Linked DNA regions of Homo sapiens: region 2 is linked to region 1. A link is an interaction called in ENCODE POLR2A ChIA-PET data of the cell type or tissue named here. Cell type or tissue: PC-3. All regions are shown on one strand. Each heading gives the region's core, and the rest is flanking DNA. Links, peaks and the distances in the headings are about the cores only.

Region 1 (16,278 bases), core at 4,584-12,583:
TGTTCTTATCTTGTGGGCTGATGTTTCTTTAATCTTTGAAGCTGCTGTCCCTTGGAATTTTTTTTTTCTTGTATTCTATTTTATGACCTTGAGGGTTTGATTGTATGTAAAAATTGGATTCTGTCTCATGGCTTCATTATTGGAAGATTTTAGGGGGCAAAGGCTCAGCTACCAACTGCTGGATTTTCTGCTTTAACTCTGGGGGACTGCTATCAGGCCCCAACTTTGTTCTCTGGCTCCTTGAAGTTAGAAATCCATTATGATGGGGATGGGGGTCATGGTGCTTCCAGACCACTGGTCACCAAACCCTGATGGGTGGTGATAGCCAAAGCAATTTGTAAGGTAAAGGTGGCAGGATCTGTCATTGTTCTCACGTGCCAGCAGTAGTGGCAGCAACAACAGGGCAGGGTGCATGCTCATCAGCTGCAGAATGGTGCTAGGGGATACGAATAAGGCAATGTGGGGTATGGCTGTGGACCCTGGGGAAACTGCAGTGGCAGAAGGGATCAGGCAGGCTGGTGCATGTCTACAGAGACTGCTCTGCTGGTCAGGTGCAGTCTGCCAGTGCAAGAGCTATGATGAGGGTCGCCAGGGCACCAAAGCCTGCACTGCAAACAGATACAGCAAGGCTGGGACCCCAAGAGAGGCCAGCAGACTAATAGGTGCTCAGGTCAGACTGGCCCTGTCTGATGAGCAAGACCTCCCTGCAGAGTTTAGGTCTGGCAGTTCCCCCAGGGCTAAAGTCTCCTACAGAAGAAAGTTGAGCCTAGGGGGATGGGCATCCCTGGACAAGCTCCACTACAGATGCTCCCACACCAAACCCTCTGGGCTCTACACCAAATGGAGTGCTTCTCCTAATACTTCACTAAGCAGCTCTTCCTGCCAACTCAAGTGTCCATAGTGGTTGAGGGGTCTTGTCCTGCCAGGATTCCAGAAGTCCATCATGAGAACAGGTTGCTCCTTGCCAGTTTAACTCAACCATTCCCCCAGAGTGGTTGGGGGCCAGGAATGAATCTCAGTGTGCTCTACGGTAGCCCTGTGCATGGTTCCCAATAATTTTTTTCTTTATAAATTACCTAGTTTCAGGTATTCTGTTATAAGCAACAGTAAATGGACTAATTACAGCCCTCAAAGAAGAGGAAATTCTGCTTCCAGGACACCTTCAGATTTGAGCAGCAATGTCAATACACCTCTGGGTTTCCAGCCTGCTCCTCTGTCTTGCAGATTTTGGACTCTCCAGCCCTATAATTGTGTGAGCCAGGGACTTAAATCTCCTACTGTCTTGCTCTCTCTCTCTCCACACACACACACACACACACACACACACACACACACACTTTATCAGTCTGTTTCTCTAGAGAACCCTGACTAATACAGACTAATACAGTTGTATTAATTCTAACATCCTGCCACTTGTTTTCCATTAGTCCAACCTATTTTTCTTCGTTTTGCTTCCTTTTTATTCTCTTTTCCTTCTTTGGGCTGAAGTTTCTTTTTTAGTTTTTTTTAAAAATTATTATTCCATTTTATTTCCCTTATTGGCTATTTAATGTTGTTATAGGGTTTAAAAATATACAACCTTAGTTTCTCACCAAGACCCCAAAATATATGTATTCTCACTGGGTAAGTCTAAATGGTATGATATCACTTTACTTATAGTATAAGAAATTCATAATAGAATACTTTCATTTCTCCTGTCCAAGTACCATCCTTTATGCATATAAAAAAATATAAAAATAAAACTCTAGTAACCTAGCTGCAATAAACTGAAATATGTTCCCCAAAATTCACATATTGAAATTCTAACCCCTAATGTGACTGTATTTGGAGATAAGGTTTTTAGGAGTTTATTAAGGTTAAATGAGGTCATAATGGTGGGGTCTCAATCTAATAGGATTGATGGCCTTATATAAGAAAAAAAAGAAAACTCTCCCTTTCTTGCCTTTTTCCCACCATCACCCACATCATGTGAGGACACAGTGAGAAGGAAGCCATCTGCAAGCCAGGAAGACAGGTTTCACAAGGAACTGAATTAACCAGCACCTTGATCTTGGACTTTTCAACCTTCAGAACTTTGAGAAGATAAATTTACATTGTTTAAGCCATGCAGTCTGTGGTATTTTGTAATAACTGAGAAACAAGTAGACAGATTGATATAGTATGTCATTAACACCTCATATCTTTCTTTTTGTCTTGATTAAACTTCTAATAGTATGGTCCTTGTGACATTGTATAGTAATTAACTCCTTAAAAGTATGTCTCTCTCACTAGTCTGAAAATTTCTTTATGAAACGGATTCTTCTTTTGCCCATTAGTATTGCTTTTCCCCACACGAAACATTGCCTTACCCTTCATTACTTTTCTATACATGTTGCTAGGAAAACACACACACACACACATACACACATCTCTACTGCATATTTGGCATGTATTTAACCAACCTGTGTTTAAAAACCATGTGCTCTCCACAGTTAAATTTATAGGGCATTACTGTGTTCTAAACTTACTACTAGAAAATTCTTTTCTCCTTCAAGATGAAATATCTATCTCAGCAAGTTGAATTAATTCTCTGGGTGCTTTCTATGGCATGCTAGATGAGAAAATTCTGGAGTTTCTCTCTCAGGATGGTTTTGAATATACCCTCATCATTCCCACCTCCATCATATTTTCCTGAGGCCTTTTAGTGACTTCAACATTTAATCAATCAGATCTTGTTTTTAATGTCTCTCTCCCTTCAACATAATGCCTTTTTTGCATGTGCCCATACGTGACTGAGTCCTCTTTAAATGATGACACCTAAAATATACGTTATGACTGGTCTGTTCTGATTAGTGTATAGTATTTTGGATTCTCACTTTCTCCAAATCTAAATTTTTCACTTCATTAGTGTGCCAAAGATAATATGAGACCAATGGACAGATCCATCCTCTGACTCATGTTTACTTAAAACAATTGAGTCTTTTAAACATGATATAAGCATATTCTCTTCTCACCATTGTGTGTATAATATCTAGTTCCCAATTTGTATAGAAATAGAGAAAATCTTTCTATATGATTTTTAGCTTAGGAAAATGACCATAGATATTCTCCTTAAGAGAAGAATCACATCCACAGATAGGACTGATAGTCAGTTCCTTGCTGAGAATACTTTGTTGAAGACTCAAATCCATGTTTGTACCAGATTATTGCTTGCCTCCTCAGCCGTCCAAGACAAACTGGTTATCTAAGTGGAATCTGCCAAAGGAGACTTGATATCCTTAAGCATCAGGGAGATTCAGCACAATCCATAATTTTTCAACCAAATTGCACCTTGGCTCTTCCTACAAGAAAAGTTATTATTATTATTTTTTAAAAGGATGGCTTTGGAAATATTAAATGAGAAGTTTCATATTTTTAGATTAAGCCAGCTAGATGAGTACATGGCATTAAAAAACTGAGTAATTAATCAATAAGCTTTAACATGGTAGAAAAGAGACGTTTCATGGTAATAAGAGCCAGAGTCAGAAACCAAAGAGTCTGTAAATTTTTCTCTTAGCAGCCACTTAGCGATATTGATCAAATTTTTTATTTTCTTAGCATCAATTTTTTCCTTATGTATTTTCTTCCTCTTTTCCTCTCTCTTTTCTTCTTTTCTTTTCTTTTTTTTGGTAAAATATTATGATAATAATCATAGTCTTATGCTTCATAGTAACATCTAGCCTGTTAGGTACTAAGATTGTTTCCGGCTATTTCTGAGAGAGGCTAGTTCTGCAAATAATACATTAAATTCAGCACTTACACAACGGTATTGCAAAAGGTACATCTGTTGGAATATACATTTCCATCAGATCCACAGTGAAGTGTGTAGTCCATGGTACATGCCTCAGAATACCTGGTACACTGAATCTGCTCCATCAGAAACAAACAAACAAACATGTTTTATCTTTCAAATAATTAAATCATAGAAAACAAACTTTTAAAATATCTTAAAAGATCATTCATTCCAAAATTCCATATGCAAAAAATATAGCTGCTGCACTTTACATACTCTGTCTCAACAAGGCTGGGAGTCTTGTCACAGCTAGGGACAGCTCAGTCCAGTTTAGGCCCTCCCTCTCACTAATTCCCTATATCTAAGTGATGAATACACCTTGTGGATTCTATCTGGTACTTCATTTCTGAGTCAGTCCTCTCCTCATCATACTGTCATCCACTTTATTCAAGCCCTCAATATGTCCTGTTCAAACGACCCCAGTTTTCTGCTAATTCTCTGCCCATTCTCTATGCTTATCTGAGGTTTCAATCACTCTCCACACTGATGCCAGACTGATCTTTTAAAAAGCAAAATAGATATTGCTCTTCAAATACTTAACTGATTCTCCATTAGGAGATAATCCTCTCCTGACTCATGCTTATCTCTTCAGGTTTGTCTGCAATGTCTTCTGCATCTTACTCTAATTAAACCTCAGGACTGAGTTCCCAAGTATTTCCTGCCCCTGGATATGTTTGTGCTTTTGCTCTTGCTGTTTTCCTATCTTGCCTAACTTTTACCAACTGTATCTATCAGGACAATTCCCACTCCTTCTTAAATGTCATTTTAACTACTTATAGAACAGTTTCACGATGATACTTCTCTTTCTCACCCATCAAATTTGGTTAGGTGCCCGTCCTAAAAATGAACTGTCTTTATTGTCACAACCCCATGTTTATAATTATCTTATATCACATTTTAAACTCTATTAGAATTATTGACACTCCACCCACCTAGCTTTTTACCCCTGAATTAATTGTGTCTACGCTTGTTTTTAAATTTTTTCATACTTTATTTATAACTTTTTTATTGTTATAAAAGCGTCTTAAGTTCCTAATTTTCCTTGAAATCCTCACCTTAACCTTCTAGTTAATTGCAATGTTAGAAAATAACTATATGGATAGCAATATATTCCAATTAAGGGCTATAAATAAGGTTTGTGAACTCTTCCTCTGCTATATTTCAGATCTGCTTAGGTTGGCCAGATGCCTTATCTATGAATATAAATAGTCATAGGTAATTTTTAGAATATGTATTTTTAAATGGTTGTTTTCTACGAAAATGAGGCATATTTTACATCAAGAATTAAGAATTAAGAATTAATAAAATTTCTGCATATACTTACACATTTACCTTCATGAAGTTTTCTGAGTTGAAATTCTTGATCTCTGGAAGAGAAGATTTTATTGAATGCATAATGTGATAATTTGAGATTTCATAGTCTATAGAGTAAAATAGTCATATGTTATTTCTTTGTTGTCTGACCTAGACTGAGAATGAGAAGCTCTTCTTGAATAACTATCCCAGTTGGTTAATACTGATAGTAAACATCTTTAATATATGAACATTTTTGAATCAAGTAAGAATATAAAAACATAAAATCAACACTAAAAGTAGATTGAGCATTTTTTAAAATCCTGTGAATATTCAGTGAGAATCTAAGACATAATATAGTGTGAAAACATTCTTAACTTTGCAATTAAGAAAAAGAAAATACACCCAAATCTTTCCCTGCCACTTAAAGTCTGTACAATTTTGGTATAGTCACTTCTTTCTAAATATTAGATTTCTGCTCTCTAAAAACAGGATATGAGATAATATAATTTTAATCTCTTCTGGTTGCATTAGTGTGTGAGCTAACATATACTGAGAGACCTTATTCTGGATAACACTTGCTGTGACACTTGACTTTAAATTTTCAAAAGGACTAGAAAATAGGAGAAAAGAAGGAAGAAAAAGATAAGAAAAAAGGAGCTTACTTCTATAAAGCACTCTGTGTTGGCTACTTAGCTAAGATTTGGCATGCTTTATCACAGTGAATCCTAAATTCTATTATAATTTCTGTCTTAGAGATAAGAACACTGAAGCTTGTAGTAACTTGGGTATTTGCATAATCTACAAAGTGGAGTCTGGATTCTAATCCGAATGTTTGACACCAAAGCCCATGATTTTAACCATGAATCATAAAGTATTGAATTCATACTACTGGAAGGCTGGTAATAATCATTGTTTCATTCTTCTAAAGTCTCAGATCTTGTTAAAAGTAAAGACTTAATATTAAACTTGTAGTGCTAGTAGTGGTGGGGATATGCTAATTCCAACTATTCATTTGTACTATCATTCTCTTCCCTCAACTTTTCTAGACGATCATGAGAGGAAACACAAATTCTAAAGGATAGATCAAAGTCATATATTTCCATATAAGTTCACAAGGTTTTATGTGTCTATGGCTAACAGCCTAAATAGAAATAGCTATCCTCAAAATTATCCTGTGGAGGAAGAAAAGTATAGGAGATTCATGAAAATGTGACCAATATATATTTCCTGCTTGAGACTGTTTCCTTAAATGCAATGTGGGTATCAAATGCATATAGGTAACAGCTAATACCCAAAAGATAGTGTATAATGTGAATGAGAATTTGGTTGAATAACCAATATATTTTATATATGTATATATATGTACAAAAGTAATTGCAGTTTTTGCCATTACTTCCAACAAGTACACAAACATACACATATATATATTTACATATGTAAATCCACATATACACATATATGTATATTTCTTTAGACATATAGCTAAGCTTTTCTTTTTCACAACTTTAACAGAGCATTGTGCATGGGGTATTGAGGAAGCACACAAAAAGTGGCATTTGTCAAGCCATGTTTTAAAAGACCAAGATTTTGGCCAGTGTGGGCTTTATAATCATAAAAAAAGACGAATTGGGGCTTCAAATTGAGTATAACACTTCCTGGTTTTGCATGCAAAACATGCATTCATTACTGTAAGTTTTCTGATCTGTGCCACATATTGGTCTCCAGTCTCTTGGGCATGCAGTCTTTAAGCCTTTAATGTATCTGGAACAGTTCACCTATAGTTGGAACAAAAAATAATGCCCTGTATTCCCATTATTAAATTCTATTCTTATATGAAGATGTTGAAGGGGAAGGAAGTGGAAAGAAAACTAGCCTCTTCAGCTTTTCAACAAACACATCTGAAGAACTTCTATGGACCAGGTGTTGTGCTACAGAAATAAACAGACCAGAACATGCGCTAAATAATAAGGGAATTTTCTGTTTAACAAGGAAATATCAATCTCTCCTTTAAGGATTCTAATGAAAGTCTAAAAGAATAAGGAATGTGAAAAATGCTCAGAAAATTTAAAATACTATACAAAGATAAAAGTTTACTTTATCTGCGGTTCTTTTGAGAAGAGGTTCCTTGTGCAAGCTTTAGAGAAGGAAATACCACCAGGAAGGCGCAGAGCAGACATGTTTTTACCTCCAGAGGAGTTACGTGAATCCACTGTGAGCCAGTTTAGCTACTTTCACAGCTCTATTTACACATTCACTATGACTTCATTTTTACAAATACCACACAGAGAAGGTTGCACTCACCTTTGTCCCTTTTGTTTGATCACCAGAAGAGAGCGAAGCAAGAATCAGTTGAAGAGGAGCAGTTGGAGAAAGAACAAATTGCACAGTTAGAAGTGCAAAGCTAAATCCCCATTGTTCATGGTAACCAAAACCCATTTCCCAGCAATAGTCCTTGCCCAGCCCAGCCCTAAAAGAGGCCATTTCTTCATGCAAGTCCAAACTCAGGATGAAGATAGACATGCATGTGGCTCTGATTTAAAAAAAAAAAAAAATCCAGTGGGGAAAGCTCTGTTTATTGAGAAAGGACTGTCACAGATGTCCAGGAGTTCCTGTGGGCATCCTCTGAGTAGGATGGCATGGGTTATGGTCCCAAAGCTTTATAGGTTGTTTCTGAAAGGGCAAGTCATAAACCTGAGGGATCCTGCTCAGGAATGGAACATACAGCCACAATCCTTTTATCCCTCTCCTCAGTCTCTCTTCCTCACACTAAAGATCTGACTCAACTCACTTTTGTTAATCAGGCCAATTCAAACAGATGCCTTCTAAATTTTCTTTAGACATTAACATTTATAATTTAATGAAGGCTGAATATATTACAGTTAACATAAACGCGTGACTATTGGAAAGAAACCCTGACTTGCCATATGGCGAGGTAGCCCAAGCAGTGACTGCTAGACCAAGGATGGCAAAAGCAGTGAAGCCCTTCATAGTGATGGTGAATGCCAATGATGGAGATATGCTGCTCTGAGCCAAGGAGTCCAGAGAGAGAAGAGTGGTCTATCCCATACAGGTATAAATACACAAACAAGGCAGGGTCCCTCCCACATCCAAGATTGACCTTTTCCATGATGATTGTCTGTTAACTCAAGATAGGGTATTTGCTTCATTTGTCAAGGAAAAGCACATGCCAAACCACATGGCATTTAAACATGCCAAAGGTCATGTTGCAATTTGATCTCCGATGTGTAAATGTTGGGAGGTGAGGCCTAGTGGAAGGTGTTTGAGCCTTGGAGAACCCCAAAATATATGTATTTCTCATGAATAGATTAATGTCCTCCCTTGGTAGTGAGTGGGTTCTCACTATTGAAGGACTGGATTAGTTACCAGAAAGCAGGTGTTATAAAATTGAGTTCAGCTTCCTAGATTCTCTCTCTTCCTTACTCTCTTGCCATGAGATCTCTTTGAACATGCCACTCACTTTAATGCTTCTCCACCATGTTTTGACCCAGAATGTCGCCTCACCAGAAGCCAGCCAGATGTGGTGCTATGCTCTTGAACTTAGCTTGTAGAACAATGAGCTAAAAAAAAAAAAAAAAAAAAAACTCTTTCCTTTATAATTTACCTAGCCTCAAATATTCTGTATAGCAAAACAAAATGAACTAAGACAGCTAATCTGAGGGTGAGCATCCCTACCAGAAGTTCCTGAGTAAACCCTTACAGCTGGAGCTCATCCAGCTGCTGCTTCTGAGTGTATAGGAATAGCTCCTGGCTAAAGAATGTGACATTTCCTGTTCAACTCCTCAATGCCTGTTCTACAAACAAAGGCTAGAACATAAGCAAATATGTTTAAGAGCTCACTTTTAGAGATCTTAGCAGTAGAATTTCTGCCAACTCTTTTTACTTAAAACTACAGGAACAAAGTTGATTCCAAAGTAAGAATATAATAGCTGACAGCCTTTCATTGTATAACTGACCCTGTGGATTTCTTTCATGTAAGTCAAGGCATTGGAATTCACTTTTTATCACTAACCCCATTGCTATATGCGGATTAAATCTACAAGTGTACTTTTTCTACCTCATGTCCTGTAGATATAAAATTGAAATATTCTACAAATAAGCAGAAGTGACCATTTCTGCAGATAACTAACAATTTTCTAAGATCACTGAATACAAATTCCATTCCTTTTGCCTGAAAACACAATCAGATAGACAATATTATTTATACAGAGAACACAAGACTAGGATTCATGAGGCTAAAGGATGTGGTGTAAAGAACATGAGATTACAAGCCATTCACTTAAATTTTTATTTCTGATTTATACTCACTTAGGTTTGCTCAGAAAATCACTGTTCCTCTCAGCTTCAGGATCTCCATGTATTAAGGATATTGGATAAATTATCTCTAAGTCTCTTCCAGTTCTGTCAATCCAGGATCTTATCAACCTTAAAGAAATACCTTTTCCTGATTGAGATCTTTGTCAACTACACATTATGTATTTAGCTAATAAAAAACAATTAATTAGTTGAAAGTACAATGTTAATTACAAAAAAAAAAATACACTTAACAGGATATTTTTTTCTGGGGTCATGCTACTCTTTGCCCTCCTTTTTAGCTGCAGCTTATCTAGTATTTCTGAGAACCACCTCATGATTATAGCCTTCTTCAGAGGGAGATGGGTACATTTCATAAGTTCATATTTCATGGAGCTAGCTTATTTCCAACAATGCCAGCTGTTTCCATCAGTGCTAACAATTTTTAATCTGTACCTGGAAGAGAATGCAGAATCCCTAAGTTCTTTGAAAAATAAGTTCCCTTCTCTATCCTTGTAGAGGCTTTATGTTACTGATCAGAACTGAGAGTGTCTGCCCTAAATATTACTTCCTTTTAAAATTCTTATCTTAAAGGTCTAAGTTTACTCAACAACTTTTAATGAGCAATTGCTTCATGCCCAGCATCGCATTCAGCAGTAGGGATAAAAACAATAATAAACTGTCTCTTTTTAAAGAAGTCACATTCCAGTGAGACAGACCAACTTGTAAATAAGTAGCTAGTAAACAGTGACAGTGGGTAATATAGGTGTAAGAACAGGGTGTTATAGGAGCATAACAAATGAATAAATAATTCACATTCATATGGGGAAGTAGGTCATGGAAGGCTTTTAGAATAAAGCAGCATCTTTACCGAGATGAAAAAAAATAGTATAGAGTTTGGGGAGGCAAAATTTCTAAAGTGGAAAGAAAAAGGGGAAGAGAAGGAGCAGGGATGGATAGAGTGGTTATGTTAGGAAGAGGGGACATGTGGAAACAATTTCAAGAAAATCATTCAAGTGTAGACAGGAAGGAGAGAAACACAAGTGTTGAGGCTGAAGAGGTAAACAGAGCATTCATGTGTCAGAAGAAGCCACTTCAAGGTTTTAAGCACAATACCATCAAATCCTAACTTTAGATAATTACCACAGGGGAGAAGGGAATGAAGGAGAAAGGAGTACAGCACTGAGATCTGTTATAAAGCTGTTGTGTCTGTTCATGTCCTTCACCCACTTTTTGATGGGGTTGTTTGTTTTTTTCTTGTAAATTTGTTGGAGTTCATTGTAGATTCTGGATATTAGCCCTTTGTCAGATGAGTAGGTTGCGAAAATTTTCTCCCATTTTGTAGGTTGCCTGTTCACTCTGATGGTAGTTTCTTTTGCTGTGAAGAAGCTCTTTAGTTTAATTAGATCCCATTTGTCAATTTTGTCTTTTGTTGCCATTGCTTTTGGTGTTTTAGACATGAAGTCCTTGCCCATGCCTATGTCCTGAATGGTAATGCCTAGGTTTTCTTCTAGGGTTTTTATGGTTTTAGGTCTAATGTTTAAGTCTTTAATCCATCTTGAATTGATTTTTGTATAAGGTGTAAGGAAGGGATCCAGTTTCAGCTTTCTACATATGGCTAGCCAGTTTTCCCAGCACCATTTATTAAATAGGGAATCCTTTCCCCATTGTTTGTTTTTCTCAGGTTTGTCAAAGATCAGATAGTTGTAGATATGCGGCATTATTTCTGAGGGCTCTGTTTAGAAGACATTTATGCAGCCAAAAAACACATGAAAAAATGCTCACCATCACTGGCCATCAGAGAAATGCAAATCAAAACCACAATGAGATACCATCTCACACCAGTTAGAATGGCAATCATTAAAAAGTCAGGAAACAACAGGTGCTGGAGAGGATGTGGGGAAATAGGAACACTTTTACAATGTTGGTGGGACTGTAAACTAGTTCAACCATTGTGGAAGTCAGTGTGGCGATTCCTCAGGGATCTAGAACTGGAAATACCATTTGACCCAGCCATCCCATTACTGGGTATATACCCAAAGGACTATAAATCTTGCTGCTATAAAGACACATGCACACGTATGTTTATTGCGGCATTATTCACAATAGCAAAGACTTGGAACCAACCCAAATGTCCAACAATGATAGACTGGATTAAGAAAATGTGGCACATATACACCATGGAATACTATGCAGCCATAAAAAATGACGAGTTCATGTCCTTTGTAGGGACATGGATGAAATTGGAAATCATCATTCTCAGTAAACTATCGCAAGAACAAAAAAACCAAACACCGCATATTCTCACTCATAGGTGGGAATTGAACAATGAGATCACATGGACACAGGAAGGGGAATATCACACTCTGGGGACTGTTGTGGGGTGGGGGGAGGGGGGAGGGATAGCATTGGGAGATATACCTAAAGCTAGATGACGAGTTAGTGGGTGCAGTGCACCAGCATGGCACATATATACATATGTAACTAACCTGCACAATGTGCACATGTACCGTAAAACTTAAAGTATAATAATAAAAAAAAAAGCTGTTGTAGTCAATCAGGAAGGAAGGATGATAGCTGGAACCAAATGTTTATCAAATTTTGTGATTACATGAAGGATAAAACTGAAAGAGGAAGACAAGGAGAATGCATAGATTTCAGGTTTGCCTAGTTTTGCTTTGTTCTAATGAAGTTTGGCTGCTGAGTAGGATTTTTCAACCAATTTGAGTTGGGAAATTGAACAGATCTGTGTTTTGAAGAGGTCATTTGAAAACAAACAAATTGTAAAAGATACAGCCCTTGTGTTGCTCTCCTTCCCTTCTACACTTGCCCCCTCTTCCTAGCACAACCACTTTATCCATTCTTGGTCCTTCTCTTCCCCTTTTTCCTTCCATTTTAGAATTTTTGTCTCTCCAAACTCTATACTAATTTTTCTCATCTCAGTAAAGATGCAGCTTTATTCTGAAAGTCTTCCATGACCTCCTTCCCCTATGAATGTGAATTATTCGTATTACAAACAAGTGTATTGCAGAAGGCTATCGCAAAAGTCTGCTGAAGTGAGAAAGAGGGTAGAAAATACATGTTAAAAAATAAGGTAGAGGCCACATGCGGTGGCTCATGCCTGTAATCCCAGCACTTTGGGAGGCCGAGGCAGGTGGATCTCCTAAGGTCAGGAGTTTGAGACCAGCCTGGCCAACATGGTGAAACTCTGTCTCTACTAAAAATACAAAAAATTAGCCAGGCGTGGTTGCCCGCGCCTGTAATCTCAGCTACTCAGGAGGCTGAAAGGAGAATCGCTTGAACCCAGGAGGCAGAGGTTGCAGTGAACCAAGATTGTGCCACTGCACTCCAGCCTGGGCAACCAGACCGAAACTCCATCTCAAAATAATAATAATAATAATGTAGAATGCAAGATGTCCATAGACTTGAGAAATAGTTAAAAGCACTATAGCAAATTAAAATAAAGTACCTAGAATGACTTGCAGCAAGACAGCGCATCATCCCTCAAAATAATCCAAGAAAAACTTTTACATGGTCAAATGAAAATTCTATCAAGAAAGAAAAATATTTTAATTGATGTTTTTTCCAGGCACCTATCAAAAAGTGACAATCTTTCTCTCTGTTCTCTCTTCATGCTTGAAGAATGATTTATTGTCATATGTTATTTACTTAAAAGATTAATTTCAGTACTGGAAAGAAAAGGGGATCTCTGTGCCAGGATGGTGCCCAGGAAAGAACAGGATGTCCTATTCTGCTTCTTTCTATGAAAAGAGCAGTTTGGGACATCATCATTAGTAAGGTCCTCAGCGAGTGTCATTTGAGGACTCATTCATAATCTAACTGGGTTAGATATTGGAGTAACCTTGGTCAAAGTCAATCAGGAAGGCCACAACTACACTAGTTAGCTCTGCTGCTATAACGAAGTACCACAGGCTGGGTGGTTTAAACAACAAAAATGTATTTTCTCACACTCTGGAGACGAAAAGTCCAAGACCTAGGTGCCAGAAAATCCCGTTTCTGGTGAAGGCTCTCATCCTGGTTTACAGGTGGTTGCCTTTTTGCTATGTCCTCAAATGACCCTTCCTTGTGCACATTCAGAGAGAGATCTCTGGTGTTTCTTCCTCTTTTTATAAGGACACCAATCCTGTTAGATTAGGGTCTTTCCCTTATAATTCCATTTAACCTTAATTACCTCCCTAATAGCTCTATCTCTAAATACAGTTACTGTGGGGGCTAGGGTTTAACCTGCAAATTTTGGGGGAATGATATTCAATCCATAAAATAGCACATAGATTTGGGGTACAAATGTGAGCTTCTCTATGTGTTTTTCTTGATTTCAAGCACATATTAAGTTTTTTATAAAAGTGAACTTTTAAAAATTATTACTGTTATTATCGTAAAATGAAGAATGTTGTTGGTGTTTGAAGGTGTGGAAAGGCACAAAGCGTAGACAAGTTGCAAATAAGGACAAGAGCCAGACATTCATCCATTACTGAGTTAGTTGGTCTGCACCAGGGAAACTACAGCCCCAGGGTCAGATCCAACCCATCATGTACCTTTGTAAATAGAGTTTTATTGGTACATAGCTGTGGGAACATGTTTACATAATATAAATTTATTTGCATTTGTTTATACAATAGCAGCAACAAAAGAGAATATATATTACACAAAACCAAAAATAGTTACAATTTGGCTCTTTACAGGAAAGGTTTGGAGATCCATAGTCTAGATAAGCGCTCTCCTTAGTTTCTTTCTTTTTTTTTCTTTAATACTGTGCTATAGTATCCAATCCATTTTATTAGAGTGAAAATTAGGTACAAATAAACAACAGCAAATCCTGATCCAAGATATCCACAGGACATGAGTGCTTACTTAAAAGATTAAAAACTGGTGAAGAAAATGGTATGTTTCAAGAAAATTAGAAACCATGCATACTTTTGTATTTTCTAAAATTATAATTTTTTAAAATTTATGTTGTCAAAAATATTTTGGAGGTTAAAACAGAAAAAAAATCACAGGGAAATTAATTGAATTAGAGAGCTTATTGAATAGGGAAAATTCTGACACCTTACTGTTTTTATATTAAATAATGATAACAAGCATTTATTGAGCTCTTAATGTATATGAGATCTTCAGTTTACGGCATTCATAAACTATATAATATAATCCTCATTGTAACCTGTAAGGTAGAAATTATTAGCCCCCCTTTTATAGAAGAAATGAAGACCCAGAGAGATAAAGTAGCATTTTCATTGTCATAGAGTTAGTGAGTGACAAAGTCAGGATTTGAGCTTAGATCTGCTCAGTTCCTAAGTTCCTGCCCTATTGTGGGATGGCAAATACCTGATGTTCCTGCCTTTTTTACTTCTCCCTGTGCCTATGGCAGGAATTACTAATCAACTACAGAATTATTTGCTGTTGGTTCCAGAGGTAACTTGAAGTTTTGTCTCATTTCTAATTTTAGATTCAATGAGTAAATGTGCATATTATTATATGGGTATATTGTATAATGGTAGACTTCTAGTGTACCTATCACCCAAATAGTGAACATTATATCGAATAGGTAATTTTTCGACCCTCATCCCTCTCCCATCGCTCCTTTTGGAGTCCTCAGAGTTTATTTTCTGTCTTTATGTCTATGAGTGCCACTTATAACTGAGAATATGCAATCTTTGATTTTCTGTTTCTGAGTTAGTTCACTTAGGATGATGGCCTCCAACTCCATCCATGTTGCTGCAAAGGACATGACTTCCTTCCTTTTCATGGCTGCATTGAATTCTGTGGTGCATATAAAACACATTTTTAATCCAATCAACTGTTGATGGATACTTAGGTTGGTTCCATGATGTTGCTACTGTGAATTGTGCTGTGATAAACATCCTAGTGCAGGTGTCTTTTTAATATAATGATTTATTTTCCTCTAGGTAGATGCTTAGTAGTGGAATTGCTGGGTCAAATGGTAGTTCTATTTTTAGTTTTTTGAGATGTCTACGTACTGTTTTCCACAGAGTTTAAAATAATTTATATTTTCATCTAAAGTATGTAAACGTGCTCTTTTCTCCACATCCTTAGGCATTTCTGAAGCCTGAAAGAAATGGGAAGGCTTCAGGAGGACTTCTAATATGAGAAAATAAGAGTTTCAAAGGGATAGATCTCTGAACACCCTTAATGCAAAATGAAATCTGAAGATCAAATTATACAGAGAAATGCATAACTATTTGGTAGTAGTGGATAGATGGGGCTGACAGAAGTATTTTGGCTTTCTTTAGTCCCATCTCAGCATCACCTTCTGGTTTAGAATTTTAGATCTAGTTTTGAAGCCTCAGTGAGATAGGTCTGGTTTTCATTTACCTCCTGTCCATCAGGATATAACTTAAGTAACCCAAAGATTAGTTTACTTGATATTTAGTGAAGCTATTTGTTACCATTTTGACATAGATTCCATTTTATATACACTCCTAATTTGTATACACCCCAAAATAAATCAACTTTTAGCTTTTTAAATCACAAGCAATGTGTTCTACACATTCACTCTCTTAACCCTAATCCTTGAGCCTCACAGTATTTTCTACTTTATTTTCCTTGGTCATGTTCTATTCCTGACCTCTGCACCCACCCTGCCCTCCACCTTTGATTCTTACTCCTGAGGTCACTGCGCTTCTCCTCATTTCCTTGTCTCATCCCATTCCAGACTATTATATCCTCTACCCCACTCTATCCCTAAGCCAAACTCTTTCTCTGTACTCGGAGTGATTACCAAAAATTGGTTAAGTCTTAAGGACAGGATAAGAATGTCTTTTGAGTATATTAATAATAATAAAATAAATATAAAGGGTTTGTGTTTATATTCTAATCAAATA
Region 2 (16,278 bases), core at 2,952-10,951, 790 kb before region 1:
ATTGAGATAATCATGTGGTTTTTGTCTTTGGCTCTGTTTATATGCTGGATTACATTTATTGATTTGCGTATGTTGAACCAGCCTTGCATCCCAGGGATGAAGCCCACTTGATCATGGTGGATAAGCTTTTTGATGTGCTGCTGGATTCGGTTTGCCAGTATTTTATTGAGGATTTTTGCATCAATGTTCATCAAGGATATTGGTCTAAAATTCTCTTTTTTGGTTGTGTCTCTGCCCGGCTTTGGTATCAGAATGATGCTGGCCTCATAAAATGAGTTAGGGAGGATTCCCTCTTTTTCTATTGATTGGAATAGTTTCAGAAGGAATGGTACCAGTTCCTCCTTGTACCTCTGGTAGAATTCGGCTGTGAATCCATGTGGTCCTGGACTCTTTTTGGTTGGTAAACTATTGATTATTGCCACAATTTCAGCTCCTGTTATTGGTCTATTCAGAGATTCGACTTCTTCCTGGTTTAGTCTTGGGAGAGTGTATGTGTCGAGGAATTTATCCATTTCTTCTAGATTTTCTAGTTTATTTGCATAGAGGTGTTTGTAGTATTCTCTGATGGTAGTTTGTATTTCTGTGGGATCGGTGGTGATATCCCCTTTATCATTTTTTATTGCAACTATTTGATTCTTCTCTCTTTTTTTCTTTATTAGTCTTGCTAGCAGTCTATCAATTTTGTTGATCCTTTCAAAAAACCAGCTCCTGGATTCATTAATTTTTTGAAGGGTTTTTTATGTCTCTATTTCCTTCAGTTCTGCTCTGATTTTAGTTATTTCTTGCCTTCTGCTAGCTTTTGAATGTGTTTGCTCTTGCTTTTCTAGTTCTTTTAATTGTGATGTTAGGGTGTCAATTTTGGATCTTTCCTGCTTTCTCTTGTGGGCATTTAGTGCTATAAATTTCCCTCTACACACTGCTTTGAATGTGTCCCAGAGATTCTGGTATGTTGTGTCTTTGTTCTCGTTGGTTTCAAAAAACATCTTTATTTCTGCCTTCATTTCGTTAAGTACCCAGTAGTCACTCAGGAGCAGGTTGTTCAGTTTCCATGTTGTTAAGCGGTTTTGAGTGAGATTCTTAATCCTGAGTTCTAGTTTGATTGCACTGTGGTCTGAGAGCTAGTTTGTTATAATCTCTGTTCTTTTACATTTGCTGAGGAGAGCTTTACTTCCAAGTATGTGGTCGATTTTGGAATAGGTGTGGTGTGGTGCTGAAAGAAATGTATATTCTGTTGATTTGGAGTGGAGAGTTCTGTAGATGTCTATTAGGTCCACTTGGTGCAGAGCTGAGTTGAATTCCTGGGTATCCTTGTTGACTTTCTGTCTCGTTGATCTGTCTAATGTTGACAGTGGGGTGTTAAAGTCTCCCATTATTAATGTGTGGGAGTCTAAGTCTCTTTGTAGGTCACTCAGGACTTGCTTTATCAATCTAGGTGCTCCTGTATTGGGTGCATATATATTTAGGATAGTTAGCTCTTCTTGTTGAATTGATCCCTTTACCATTATGTAATGGCCTTCTTTGTCTCTTTTGATCCTTGTTGGTTTAAAGTCTGTTTTATCAGAGACTAGGATTGCAACCCCTGCCTTTTTTTGTTTTCCATTTGCTTGGTAGATCTTCCTCCATCCTTTTATTTTGAGCCTATGTGTGTCTCTGCACGTGATATGGGTTTCCTGAATACAGCACACTGATGGGTCTTGACTCTTTATCCAATTTGCCAGTCTGTGTCTTTTAATTGGAGCATTTAGTCCATTTACATTTAAAGTTAATATTGTTATGTGTGAATTTGATCCTGTCATTATGATGTTAGCTGGTGATTTTGCTTGTTAGTTGATGCAGTTTCTTCCTAGTCTCGATGGTCTTTACATTTTGGCATGATTTTGCAGCGGCTGGTACCGGTTGTTCCTTTCCGTGTTTAGCGCTTCCTTCAGGAGCTCTTTTAGGGCAGGCCTGGTGGTGACAAAATCTCTCAGCATTTGCTTGTCTGTAAAGTATTTTATTTCTCCTTCACTTATGAAGCTTAGTTTGGCTGGATATGAAATTCTGGGTTGAAAATTCTTTTCTTTAAGAATGTTGAATATTGGCCCCCACTCTTTTCTGGCTTGTAGGGTTTCTGCCGAGAGATCCACTGTTAGTCTGATGGGCTTCCCTTTGAGGGTAACCCGACCTTTCTCTCTGGCTGCCCTTAACATTTTTTCCTTCATTTCAACTTTGGTGAATCTGACAATTATGTGTCTTGGAGTTGCTCTTCTCGAGGAGTATCTTTGTGGTATTCTCAGTATTTCCTGAATCTGAATGTTGGCCTGCCTTGCTAGATTGGGGAAGTTCTCCTGGATAATATCCTGCAGAGTGTTTTCCAACTTGGTTCCATTCTCCCCATCACTTTCAGGTACAGCAATCAGACGTAGATTTGGTCTTTTCACATAGTCCCATATTTCTTGGAGGCTTTGCTCATTTCTTTTTATTCTTTTTTCTCTAAACTTCCCTTCTCGCTTCATTTCATTCATTTCATCTTCCATCGCTGATACCCTTTCTTCCAGTTGATCTCATCGGCTCCTGAGGCTTCTGCATTCTTCACGTAGTTCTTGAGCCTTGGTTTTCAGCTCCATCAGCTCCTTTAAGCACTTCTCTGTATTGGTTATTCTAGTTATACAGTCTTCTAAATTTTTTTCAAAGTTTTCAACTTCTTTGCCTTTGGTTTGAATGTCCTCCCGTAGCTCAGAGTAATTTGATCGTCTGAAGCCTTCTTCTCTCAGCTCGTCAAAGTCATTCTCCATCCAGCTTTGTTCCGTTGCTGGTGAGGAACTGCGTTCCTTTGGAGGAAGAGAGGCGCTCTGCGTTTTAGAGTTTCCAGTTTTTCTGTTCTGTTTTTTCCCCATCTTTCTGGTTTTATCTACTTTTGGTCTTTGATGATGGTGATGTACAGATGGGTTTTTGGTGTGGATGTCCTTTCTGTTTGTTAGTTTTCCTTCTAACAGACAGGACCCTCAGCTGCAGGTCTGTTGGAATACCCTGCCATGTGAGGTGTCAGTGTGCCCCTGCTGGGGGGTGCCTCCCAGTTAGGCTGCTTGGGGGTCAGGGGTCAGGGACCCACTTGAGGAGGCAGTCTGCCCGTTTTCAGATCTCCAGCTGCGTGCTGGGAGAACCACTGCTCTCTTCAAAGCTGTCAGACAGCGACATTTAAGTCTGCAGAGGTTACTGCTGTCTTTTTGTTTGTCTGTGCCCTGCCCCCAGAGATGGAGCCTACAGAGGCAGGCAGGCCTCCTTGAGCTGTGGTGGGCTCCACCCAGTTCGAGCTTCCCAGCTGCTTTGTTTACCTAAGCAAGCCTGGGCAATGGGGGGCGCCCCTCCCCCAGCCTTGCTGCCGCCTTGCAGTTTGATCTCAGACTGCTGTGCTAGCAATCAGCGAGACTCCGTGGGCGTAGGACCCTCCGAGCCAGGTGCGGGATATAATCTCGTGGTGCGCCGTTTTTTACGCCGGTCCAAAAAGCACAATATTCGGGTGGGAGTGACCTGACTTTCCAGGTGCGTCCGTCACCCCTTTCTTTGATTCGGAAAGGGAACTCCCTGACCCCTTGTGCTTCCCAAGTGAGGCAATGCCTCGCCCTGCTTCGGCTCGCGCACGGTGCGTGCACCCACTGACCTGCGCCCACTGTCTGGCACTCCCTAGTGAGATGAACCCGGTACCTCAGATGGAAATGCAGAAATCACCGTCTTCTGCATCGCTCACGGTGGGAGCTGTAGACCGGAGCTGTTCCTATTCTGCCATCTTCCATCTGAGATATTTCTAACTTTTTGCTAATTTCAGCATTACCAATAATGCTGAAACAAACACTGTTATCAGTTAGCGTCTAGTCAGGAAAACAGAAAACCTTCTTAGGCACTTCAAACAGAGGGGATTTAATGCAGAGAATTGGTCACCAAGGGGATAAGAGACTTGAGAAGCCAAGTAGGAAGGTGAGGCTATTTAGAGACTAGGAACAACAGGAAGATGTGACCCCCCCCTACAGCTGGAGAGCACTCCTAGGAGGAAGTGGTGTTGGCAGAGCACAGAAGTCAGGGCAGGCCCTGTGTTGGGAGCTAGGACTGTGAAAGGTGCTCTGGGACAGAAGGGAAGAAACACCTTAGTTTCTCTTTTCCTCCCTCTAGCTTTTCACCAGTGCCTCCCATTGACCAAATCTGCCCAGAAGCCAGTGGGCAAGGAATCCTGGGAATATAGTTTCCAGCAATGAACAGAGCAGGGAGTGCATTTGACAGCAAAGTGGCAACAGATAGCTTTATGAATACCTCTTGGTACAATTGTTTGTGTTTTTCTAGCACAGGCAATGCCAGGAGTGGGGTTACTCAATCATAGGATCATATACCTTTTAATTTAGTACATGCTGCCAAATTGCTCTTCAAAGTGGTTGTACAAATGTACATTCCCACTAGCATTGTATGGGTGTACCCATTTTCCAACGTTTGCCAGCACTCAATATTAACAAATGTGTTCATTTTTCCTAATATGATTAGTATCTACACTTATTTCACCCTCCACACAGCCAATCGTCCAGGCAGGTCAAGGCCCTGGGGGTGCTTGCATTACTCTATTCCAGTCCTAGGAAAGAGTCAAGACAGGGCTTTAGAGCTTCTTTTCAAAAACCCAACTCTAGGGGCTCTGGAGCTTTCACCAGTTCCTTTTGTTTCAGCCTATTTTTGTCCCCAAAGGATTTATGAATTAGATCTCTGTTTATTTTCATGATGTCCCAGGGCCTTGGAGGAGGTGAGGACTAGGTGTCCTTGGCACACCTCAGGACTTAGGCAGGTTCTCTGAAGTCCTCATTGTGATGTGGCATCTCACCTCTCTGGGAGCTGGCCACAGTAGTTTTTCAGTGGCCACCAGAGAGTGGCCAGTATAAGGAGGAGAGGGTGGAGGCAGGTATAAGGAGTGGAGGAGGGTGGTCAGTGTATTGAGGAATTACTAGTCAAAAGATGTGGGCTCTGCTCTAGTTTCTGCCATTAAGTAATCCTTGAGAACCTCTTGCTTTGGGTTGCATGTGCCCTTTAGGGGCATAGAGGAGACCTCCTACTATCCAGGGAACTCCTACTGCCAAAGTTGGAAGAACCCTCTGGAATCATCTCATGCAGACCCTCTCATTTTACCAGAGGGAAACCTAGGCTCAGAGAGGGAAATGGACTTGCCTAAGAGGTCAGCTTGAGCTGGTGGTAGACCTTGAACTAGACTCTCCACGGTAGGTTGAAGAATGCACACATCCCCACCCCACCTACCAACCTAGCCATGTCCTAATCTCAGGAACCTGTAAATAATACCTTATCTGGAAAAATGGTCTTTGCTGATGTGATGAAATTCCCAAGAGTTTGAGAATTAAGAGATTATTTTAGATTATCCAGGCAGGCCTTATATGCTATCCCAGTATCCTTACAAAATAGAGGCAGTTAGAGATTACTGAAGCAGACAGTTGAGTGAAGCAGCCACAAGTCAAGGAATGCTCACAGCCACCAGAAGCTGGAAGAGGCAAAGAAGAGTTTCTCCCCTTGAGCTGGTCCACCTTTGGGCCCAGGGATAGTGATTTCAGATTTCTAAGACAGTGAGAGAATAAGCTACCAAGTTTGTGGGAATATGTTACAGCAGCCACAGGAAACGAATTCATTCTCCATCTCCTGGTTTCTCCTTCACTATACTAGCTGTTTCTTTATGTTTTCTTTAATTACCCACTTCCACAGTTCTCTGCACAAATGAGATCAGAGGGGGCTTTATATTTGCCTTTGAGTTTCCTGACCTCAGGATCCCTTCCCTGACCATTCCTTTCAGCAACCCCCTGCATGTCATGTTAGGGGCCTGGGTTTCTGCAGTAATACCATGAGCTGAATTGGGGATGTATGGCTGCTGAAAGACTGAAGGTTGTCGGGTGTTGGGAAAATAAGTGCCCATGATCAGGGCTTGTGGGAGACCTGGGTTCTTGTCTGAGTTCTGCCTCTAATTTGCTGTGTAACCATGGACAAGGACATTCACAGTTCTGGACCACAGCTTTCCACAAACACAAGACAAAGAGGTTGATCCAATCAATTTTCCGAAAGGGTAGTTCACATAATACTAGTGGTATCTGAGATGATTTCAGGCAGTAAAATGGTGAGTCATTGAATAGCACTGATTTGCAGAGTCAATATTCCCTTTCCAATTCTGAGTCAGTTCTTCCTCAAGGAAAAAGTCTTAGGTTAATGCTAACATCTCCTTAACCACATTTTAAAATGTGCTGATCTCCCTTTTTATTGAAATTTGAGTAGACTCCAGGCTGAAAGCCTTTAGCAGGTGATAACCATCAAATTTAATAGAACTATTTTTATGATGTTTGCACTTTACAGTTACCTTCTATTTTTGGCAAAGTATACTTGTTTTTCATTTCTAGTAGTGTATCAATCAGGATAAGCTAGGTTATATCCTGGTGACAAAACACTCCAGCTATCTCAATGGCTTAATACAACAAAGTTTTTTTCATGCTCATAGAAAGTCTGTTGTGGGGCCACATGACCCTATAGGCCTTAGAAAACCTAAGCCATTGCTTTCACCAGAATCCCCTGTCCAAACACAGATTGCTGCCCCCTCCCGCCCAGAGTTTCTGACTCAGTAGCTCTTAGGTTGGGCCAGAAAATCTGCATCTGTAACAAGTTCCCAGGTGATGCTGTTGCTGCTGATTTGGGAACCACACTTTGAAAAACTACAGCTCTACAACAACTACTCTCAGCTGGTGACTTAGCAATCCAGGTACAAGGTGAATCCTTGAGCATCTCCACCTGGAACATGCAGCCTCCTTGTCAGAAGCAGCAGCACTGGAAAGATTCCCAGTAGTAATTAATTGCTCTGGCTGGCTGGGAAGTGACACAAGTCTCTTCTTCCCAGCCAGAACCATCATGAGGTGCCACCTAACTCAAGGCAGAGTTCAAGGAGGAGGCGGGAGGTATAGGGAGTTATCATCCTCCCAGGAGCCTCGAGAGACAAGAGGACTGAAGAGGGTGAGCAACTGGGGAGAAATCTCATCTAAAACTAGGCATTTTAATAACAGACAATGATTAAAAATGTCCTTTAAAGAAAAGAGTTCTTAAAGCAAAATGTCACTTAAAGAAGAATTTAAGGTAAAGAATGGTAGAGAGGGTATGTGCTATGGCAAAAATAAAAAAGCGGGTATGAAAATGGGCAGTCGGAAAGGTCTGTCATCCTGTGCTCCTATTGCACTGTCATAGTCAGTGACAGAGACTGTAGAAATTACCCTGCAGAGATCTTCAGGCCACGCACTGCTGCCAGGAATCTCCACCTGAGGTTTCCAGGAGTTACAGCCTGGAGGGATGCTGACCTCATATCTCCTCCCTTTCTGTGCTCAGAACTTTCTATTCTCTCTTCCTCTTCTTATACCCCATCCTCTATTGTCTATCTCAACATGTTGGAAAAAACAAAAAACAAAAACAAAGACAAAGGATGATTGAATACTTTTGTCCCCTAGGTAACAGCCTTTTGTTAGTCACCACCAGCCTTCATACCTGGCTGACTCCTTTTCCCTCAGTCTCCCATGGCTCCTGAAAATATAAAATGAGACTATGCTTTGGACAGAAGAGGCTCAAGTGTTTTGGAATAAAGCCAGAATGTGGATCAGCTGGGGATAGAGTTGGGGGAAAGAGAGAGAAAGAGAGAGAGAGTGAGAGAGAGAGAGAGAGAGAGAGAGAGAGAACCCTGACTCTTGTTCTTGGTGCTCCATGTTTCTTTCCATTTCTCATATTTTAAAATAGGCACTTTGGACAGTGTCTGTCAAGCAGCATGAATAACGCAGCTTCACAACAGTAAATGGTGTTAGGCTCAAAGCCTGCCAGTCTGCGGCGGACTCCAGGCCTGGAGAGGGGTCTGGGGGAGATGACTGGTGCCTGGGGAGCTGAGAGTAGCAGAAGCAGTTTTGTTTGGGAGGAGGTAGGCATGTGTTGAGATTCTGGCTCTATGCCCTGTTATATTCCAGGAACAACTGCTTGTCATTTATATCTGTGCTCTTTCCCATGCTTTAGAAGGAACTGTTTATGAGTAAAGAGTAAAAAACTATTGGTAAAGATGTCATAGGTACAAAAGCCGTAGAAATCAACTTCAAGCCCAATTCCTTCATTTGACAAACAGGTGCATAGTGTATTGGCTTTCTATCACTGTTGTGACATATTACCATAAACTAATGGCTTGAAGCACACAAATTTATTATCTTGCACCTCGGTATGTCAGAAGTCCAATATGCATCGCATTGGACTAAAATCAAGATGCTAGCAGGGCTGCCTTTCTTTCTAGAGGCTGCCTGCATTCCTCGGCTCATGGCCTCTTTTTCCATTTTCAAAGTGAGCAATGCAGAGTGAGTCTGTCTCACATCACATCACTGTGACCTCCTCTTCTGCTGCCCTCTTCTGCTTTTAGGGACCCTTTTGATTCAGGTAGACCTACTTGGATAATCTAGGATACTCTGTCTTAAGGTCAGCTGCCTAACAACAGTAATCCATCTGCAACCTGAATTCTGCTTTGGCATGTGTCATACCATATTCTTAGGTTCCAGAGATTAGGGTGTGGATATCTTTGGAGGCCGTTATTATATCTTCCACACATGGGATCCTGGAGAGTGCCAATGACTCATTTGAGGCAGAGCTAGGAATACACCTAATACTCAGTATTCTTCCCACTCTACAACACTGTTTTTAATATATAAGGCATAGAGCAGAGTGGTTAAAAGTACAGGCCTTGGGGTCAGATAATCAGGGATCTGGGCTCAAGATTTAGCTCACCCTTGCTAGTTATGAGAACCTGGGATAATTACTTAAACTCTCAGCACCTCAGATTCCTCATCTGTTAAGCAGGGAAAATATCAGCTGCTTAAGGTGAAAGATCAAGTATGAAAGTCCATGAAAAATGCTTAGCAATGTTTTCAGGACACAGCACCAGTCAATGATATCACTTAGTATGATCTATAATGAAACATTATACTTGGTTCTCCTAACACCCCTTGTGAGAGCATATAAGTTATCATAGCCATTTGACAGATGTGGAAACTGAAGCTGCGATTGTTAAAATGACTGGAGAGAGGTCGTTTAGCCAGTTGGTGTTGGTGAATCAGGTCAGGAACAAGGTCTATGGCCCTTCAAACCATGACATCCTGCCACTGTTTAACTTCCGGTATGTGATCCAAGAAAGAGGCTTGTCTGATTTTTTTTCTAAACCTATACTAGAGGAAAAGACCCTTTAATCTTTTTAGAAATGTCTTATATAGTCCTCACACTCATAATATTCAGCTGCATTCCTAATGCAAAATACACCGACGTTAAGTTCATTAGCTTCTCCCTTGTATAAACATGCTCTGGATTGCTGTGAAGGCAATATTCTTTCATGCAGTTTAAAGCAGTTTTTAAGCCACTTTGTCCATGGCCTCATGCCCATAGCTCCTGCCCATTGTCCCTGGTGAGCTTGAGTGAAGCCCTCCATAGAATATATAAACCTAATCTTATTGGTGGGAGTCTATCTTTTAGATAGAACAATATGTATTTATTTGACCATTTATGTATGCAATAGCAGTTACTGATATTCTTGAGTACTGATAAATTGATACATTAAGACATTGTAAGCTTTTGGATTGTGAATGTTGGGTTATTTTAGAGGCCTTGAAAAATAACATCTCTCTTCCCTGCCCAAGTTCAGAACTGAGTGTCAGGTAGATAGTGGAGTTAGATTGGCAAAGATCAAAATGTCATCATTCTTGCTGATTCAAGCTAGATTGGGGAGTATTGCTTAGCTGTGGGGCTGAATGGGCTTGGAAATGCTCCCCACCCAGTCCTGGAAGGCATGTCCACCAACGTCTTCCTGGAGGGGACAGCATGGGCCCAACAAGCTTTCTGCATGGCTCTGAGCACAGACCAAATGGTGGTCTCATTTCCTTTGGGAGGCCATCCTGAGAGAAGAGAGGGTACCCAGAACCAGAACCTCAGATCTCTTCTCCTAAACTGATCAGTCAGATAACTCCCTTTTCCACCTATGAGGAGGGCTATTGGAAGAGATGTGACAAGTGTTTTCTAGATGAAGTTCTTCCACTTAGAGATATGGGTAATGAGGAAGACAAATTCTCACCTAAAAGTGGGAAAGGAGTAAAAGGATATTCTGTATAACTAACTGGTTACAGCCAGTTCTCTGGGAATTGTTCCCAGCCCATGGCCTAGGTAACCACTATATACTGAAGAATGTTCGAATCTGGGCAGACCACATGTGGAGTGTCTGTGTTGCAAAGGAACAATAACTGAATATTGATAGTGACAAAACGCATCCAAACCCCTGGTTTGGCATCCAAGGCTGGTGCAAGCTGGGTTCACAGAAGTGGATGTGAAGATGGGGCTTGTAGTGGAAAATGTTTATACGAATCAATACCTATGAAAGGACTGGGGAGGACACAGTACTAGGCAGATGAAGAAGTTGAAGCAGGCCCGACAAACCCTCAGACAACCCAGTAAGGAGTGAATATTGTCCTTCAGTGTCACCCACAGAGGGGCAAGATGGCCAGGCCCTCAGGGCACCACCTCCTTCAGTTGCTGGAGGGGACTCAGGCCAGGCCAGGGGCTCCCTGCAGCAGATACAGACCCTGAAGGAGAGGCAGCAGGGCAGCAGAATCCTGGCAGTTCCCTCCAGTGCCCAGCCCTGACTGTGTCTGCTTTCTAATCCTCTGCCTCTTCCTACCTTTTCCTTGACATTTTAGTCATTCCCAGTTGCCTGCAGTTCCCAGCAGATCATATGCCCTTTCATGTCTCTGGTTGTTTTCTAGGATATCTTTTATGCTAACTCATTCCCATTTTTCATGACTCAATTCAGGCATCATCTCTTCTAGGAAGGTTTCCCTAAGTCCAGGCTGGGCTGAGTATCACCCTGCTGCATACACATAGCATTCTCTCAGCACTTATCAAGTGATATTACATTTTTTTGTGAACGGACCTGTCTCCACCAGGTCTCAGTTTTTTTACAGGATTATATCTTGTTCACCTTTGTACCTAGATGCCTAATAAGGTCCTAGTACATGGCAGGTGTTCAACAGATGCTTGTCTTCTCATCTCTCCTTTTAGGGCCATGTCCTCATTCGACAAACATATATTGATCACTTTTGTGCAGGTGCTACAAGAACTCACAGATCAGTGGGCCTAGTATTTTTGTAGCCATTGCAGGGCCCAGAACAGAATCTCATACATTATCATTTCTCAGGAAATACTCTTTTTAAAATCAGAGCCAATCTTCTCCTGCCAAAATTGCGTCAACACAGGATCTAGAGGCAGTAGGGGACTTGAGTAGGTATTGCCAGGCACAGGGACAAGCAAGGTCTTGGAAAGTATTTGAAATAATTTTTTAGGAAAGGAAACTGCTAAGGCCAATGCCCTTCTGATTTGCTTTTGTCTCTCCCATGGAGGAATCTCTCAGGGCTCTATAAAGATAAATGAACCCTGGACTGTTAGATCTGTAAGGACTTTAAGGGTGATGAGGTGGGGAGAGATAGAAAGAAGGAATAACAAAGGGGCTGGAGGAAGCTGGACTTGGTCTCTCTGCTTAAACTCAGTTCTGTGGGGATAGGAACTATCCTAGTTCCACTGAGTGCCCAGAAAGAACCAGAGAGGCAACAAAGTGTCAACCTGGTCACCCTAGATCAGCAGGGAAATATGGAAATAAATGCCCTTTGGTCTACTGGCTGGGCCACAAAGGCTGAACAGAGGTGAAATCTGTTATGCAAAAGAGAATCAGGAGTTTCACATCAGCCAAATGGGAAGAGGAAAGGCCCCTGCAATTGTTCAGAGGAGAAGAGGAAGACCAATGGCAATATAATCTTTCATCAGCCACTCCCTGTCGGGGGAATAAGCTTTCATGCAACCTTCTCCCTTCTCTTAGCAGGGCAGCACAGAGACTGGAATTGCCTGGGGTCAAATCAAAGTCACAGTCATTTACTTGGCATTGGTTGCCTTCTCTGTCCATCCAGTCTGTGTGGGGACTTATTAGATTTCACTGCAGAGGTTTACCAGGTTTGTAAGGTGTCTTGGCTTCTGTGCTGTGAGCTGGGGGTATAAATCTGGTGTCTTAGTTGATTTGTGTTGCTATAAAAGAATACCTGAGGTTGAATAATTCATAAATAAAAGAGGTCTATTTGGCATACAATTCTATAGACTGTACAAGAAGCATGGCATCAGCATCTGCTCCTGGTGAGGCCTCAGGAAGCTTCCAATCACAGAAGAAGGTGAAGGGGAGGCAGCATGTCACATGGTAAGAGGTGAAAGAAGAGAGAGGGAGGGGAGAGGTGCCATGCCCTTTTAAACAACCAGCTCTCACCTGAACTGCAGAGTGAGAACTCATTCATTACCTCAGGAAGGCACAAAGTCATTCATGAGGAATCTGCTCCCATGACCCAGATACCTCTCACCCTCTCATGAGGCCCCGCCTCCAACTCTGGGGGTCAACATTCAAACTGAAGTTTGGAGGGGTCAAATATCCAAACTATAGCATGTGATTATGGGCCAGTTCCTGTCCCCAAGGGGCTAGTGGCCAGTTGGAGAGACATATGTGATGATAATAGTGTCGGCAATAATCACCATATTATTGAGAACTTACTATGGACTGGTTGCTATCTCATTTATTCCTCTAACGACATTACAAGATGATGTTGATAATATCCCCATTTCACCTGTGAGGAAACTGAGGCTTAGAGAGCTTAGTTTCCTATTCAAAGTCACCATGGCAAGTAAATAAATGAGGGGAGACTCAAACCCAAATCTGTGCAACAGCAAAGCCCATACTCTATGCCAGAGCTTCCCAACTGGAGATGATTGGCCCTCTCATGCTTTCCCAGGGACATTAACAATGTCTTGGAGACATTTTGGGTTGTGACAGTGTGGCTGGGGATGGCTACTGGCATTTGGTGGGCAGAGGTCAAGGATGCTGCTAAATGTCATTCAATGCACAAGACAGTCCCTCCATACTCCAACAAATAAGTATTAGGCCAAAATATGGATAGCACTGGGGCTATCTCTAAGCCAGTGCAGCTCTAAGCCATCTCTGTGCACCGTATTGAAATAGGTATCTCTACTTTCTCCCACCTTGTTATTGCTTAGCCTAGCTCCGGAATGTTTTATTCATAGTACTCATCACAACTTATTATTTTTGTTCATTTGCTTGTGATTTCAGTTGTTAGATATCTCCTCCACTCTCAGCTGCTTGTGGGCAAAGGCTATGCCTGCCGTGTTCACCACTTCATCTCTAATAACTAGCACAGCATCTGGAATGTTGTAGAGGCTCAATGAATATTTGTTGAGTGAGCAAATAGGCAAATGGACATAGTGCAATTAAATAATCTGTGCAAGGTCATAAGAACAAAGTGCCAAAGGCAGTATTTAAACCTAGGTCCTTTTGAATCCAAATTCTCTGAGTTAAGGCATCTCAGGGTAATTAAAGCATTGTAAACATGTCCCTGTTCATGTCCCTGAGAGTTCAGAGTTCAGCAGAGGAGCGAGAAAAGTCTGTGAGTGTCAGGGCGTGATGCCAGATTCAGGCTGGGAAAGAAACAAGGGACAGAAGAAGGATGAGAAGAACTTCAGGACTCAGCTGAGTCCTCATGCTAGTAGATTGGAGAGGACTTAGTGGAGAGTTGCCCAGATATTAAAAGAACTGTTTAAAATGACCAGAATCAATCTTGCTCACTTTTAAGCAAAGATGGGCAATACAACATTTATCTTCTCTCAGTCCTCAGGGACTTTGGGCCTCTTAGAATTCCCAAAAATAATGGCTAGTGGCTCCACAAATGTAATTTAAGTCCTAGAAATACCCTAAAGTCAAGTACTGGTTTGGCTGATAGATCCCAGCCCTGGGAGCAGCTAAGCCTGACTCTGTTCCTGCAGGAGAGCCACTGTGGGAGCCAACTCCATATGGGCTCAGGCCTGGGGAGGCTGTCAGGGTAAGGGGAGGTAGGGACTGAGGTACATGAAGGCAAGGGCAAGGGAGTGAGGGGAGACAGAAAGAAGAGAGAGTGAAAGGCAAGGAGGAAGTAAGGGTTAGTGGCAGAATAGGGAGGAAGGAAGCAAGGGAGGAAATGAGGGGAGGAGAAAGAGAGAGAGGAAAGGAAAGAAGGAAGGAAAAAGAGAAAGGAAGAGCAGCTGGGAAGGAGGGAGGGAGAAAGAGGAAAGGAGGGAGAGAGAAGGGAAAGAGGAGAGAGGGGGAAGGAAAGCAAGGGGGAAGGAAGGAGAAAGGGAGAGAAAGAGAGAGGGAGGGAGGGAAAGAGAATGAGAGGGAGGGAGGGAAGAAAGAAGAGAAAGAGAAGAGGAAGGAAATAGGTGGGAAAGAGGGAAGGAGGAAGAGAAGGAGGGAGGGAGGAAGGAAAAAAGAAGGGGAAGAGAGAAGAAGGGAAGAAGGAAAGAAGGAAGGGAGGAGGAAAGAAGGAAAAATTGGTAATAGGAAATACTTCCTGAATATTTATAATTGCCTCAAATTGTGTGAAGTCCTTAAAATGAATAACAACCTTTACTGCTGAAAACAATCCTATGGGGGTAACTTCTTTCATCATGTCCTTTTTATGGATTAAAATAATGCCAAGTACATATAGCAAGATAGAAGAAATAACTTCGAATGTTCAATAGCAGAGTAGGGTGACTATAGTTAGCAAACAATGTATTGCATATTTCAAAATAGCTAGAAGAGAGGATTTAAAATTTTCCTAACACATAGAAATGATAAATACTCAAAGTTATGGATATTCTAAATACCTTGACTTGATCATTCCCGTTCTATGCATGTATTAAAATATTATGTGTACCCCAAAATATTATAGGTACTGCAAATATTTTGTATCTATAGAAATTTTAAAAAACAAAGCACAGAGACCTTAACCAACATGACTGAGGACACACTGAGGCAATAAGTGGTGAATTCAGATGTGAAAAATGTGCGGTCTGGGGAAGAGCTGCTGTGGTGGGGATGGGAGAGAGGACAATGGGAAGGGCAGAACCAGGCTCTATCATGGGGTCTGTGGGAATAAACTGAAAGCTCCTAGGTGTCTAGGGGCAGATAGTAGGGGTCTGGAGGCTGGACTCTAGCTCAGAATGGCTGTCTTTGACAAGAGAGAGCCCAGCCTGCTCTTTTTGGATCTTAGGGCAGCCCAAAGAGGCTCTTTGTTTGAATGGGCTTTGCTGATAGATTGTATTGGACATTCCTTGGTGACACTATTGAGCCCCAAAAGAATTGTAATGCCATTGTTAGATATTTATCCTTTGTTCTTGAAAGGAAAGAAACAGGAGCGATGAAAATGATCCAGTTATTATCATTTCATTATGCATGGGGACAAGAAAAACAAAGGAACAGAGAAAGGAAGTTATTAAAATAAATACAAATGGCTTATGTATGCTGTAACATCTACAGGTTGTGTTCCCACCTGTTTTTTCATAGGATATTCCCGTTTTGTGGTGGGTGTTAGATCTGCCCTCCCCAGTTTTACCAAAGAAGAAACTGGTTCAGAGAGAGGAAGTTTCCAATTAGTAAGAAGCTGGCATGCAAACTCAGGTCTTCTTATTCAAATCGTTAGCTCTTTCCTGTGTACCATATTCAAGTCATGCTCAGTTTCCTTTAAATGAAATTGACTTTTTTTTTTTTTTTTCAAATTAACTTCCCAGAATGAAAGTTGTGTGAAACAAGATTCTGGTCTATTAATCATAGAGAAGATTAATTCTAGAATGAGTTTAAGATTTGCTTATGACAAATGTCCCTTCAATAATTGTTTATGTAAGAGGTTATTTTTTAAAAAGTTGGTGCCCAAAAAAGTAGAATATGTCCTCTTCGGAGCAAATTAATGGAAGCAAACAATAGTGTTCTTGGAAATCTCTTGGATAAATAACTTGTACATGCTGTTCTCTGTAGTCCCACCTCACCTGAGGTTACATCCTTATTCCTCTCTTGAATCCAGCTCTGCTGAAGTCTTGACTTTTCATCCCTATTCCACCTTCCTAATCCTTGGCACCTGTGGATCTTCCCTTCCCTGTCATTTCTAGGGCCCTTTCTACCTCTACCCCATAGAAAGCAAGCTCCGCAGGGCTGGGGCTTGGTGTCTCTTTTTTTTTGAGGAGGAGTCTTGCTCAGTCGCCAAGGCTGGAGTGCAGTGGAGCCATTTCGGCTCACTGCAAGCTCCCCCTCCCGGGTTCACGCCATTCTCCTGCCTCAGTCTCCCGAGTAGCTGGGACTACAGGCGTCTGCCACCACGCCCAGCTAATTTT

What was found. ChIA-PET counts read pairs that join two places held together with the same protein. Peaks named below come from ENCODE experiments on the same cell type or tissue, not always from the same donor. Only the 100,000 strongest peaks of a DNase experiment are listed, where the experiment ranks them.
Region 2: POLR2A ChIA-PET joins it to region 1 with 5 read pairs; 1 of 35 experiments calls an interaction of 5 or more read pairs at or near these places.

Annotation. Positions count from the first base shown.
Region 1 is chr5:148,138,727-148,155,004 of GRCh38, reverse strand. No RefSeq gene overlaps it. Among named protein-coding and RNA genes, the nearest start is that of SPINK14, 22 kb to the left of the region's middle. RefSeq lists a silencer at 8,725-9,019. In PC-3, for the core only: no CTCF peak of the experiment used is centred there; DNase peaks (open chromatin) are centred at 7,374 and 8,884; H3K4me3 peaks cover 1,811 bases; H3K27ac peaks cover 3,526 bases.
Region 2 is chr5:148,929,765-148,946,042 of GRCh38, reverse strand. No RefSeq gene overlaps it. Among named protein-coding and RNA genes, the nearest start is that of ADRB2, 110 kb to the right of the region's middle. RefSeq lists an enhancer at 15,961-16,130. In PC-3, for the core only: a CTCF peak has its summit at 6,672; a DNase peak (open chromatin) is centred at 6,272; H3K4me3 peaks cover 523 bases; H3K27ac peaks cover 1,693 bases.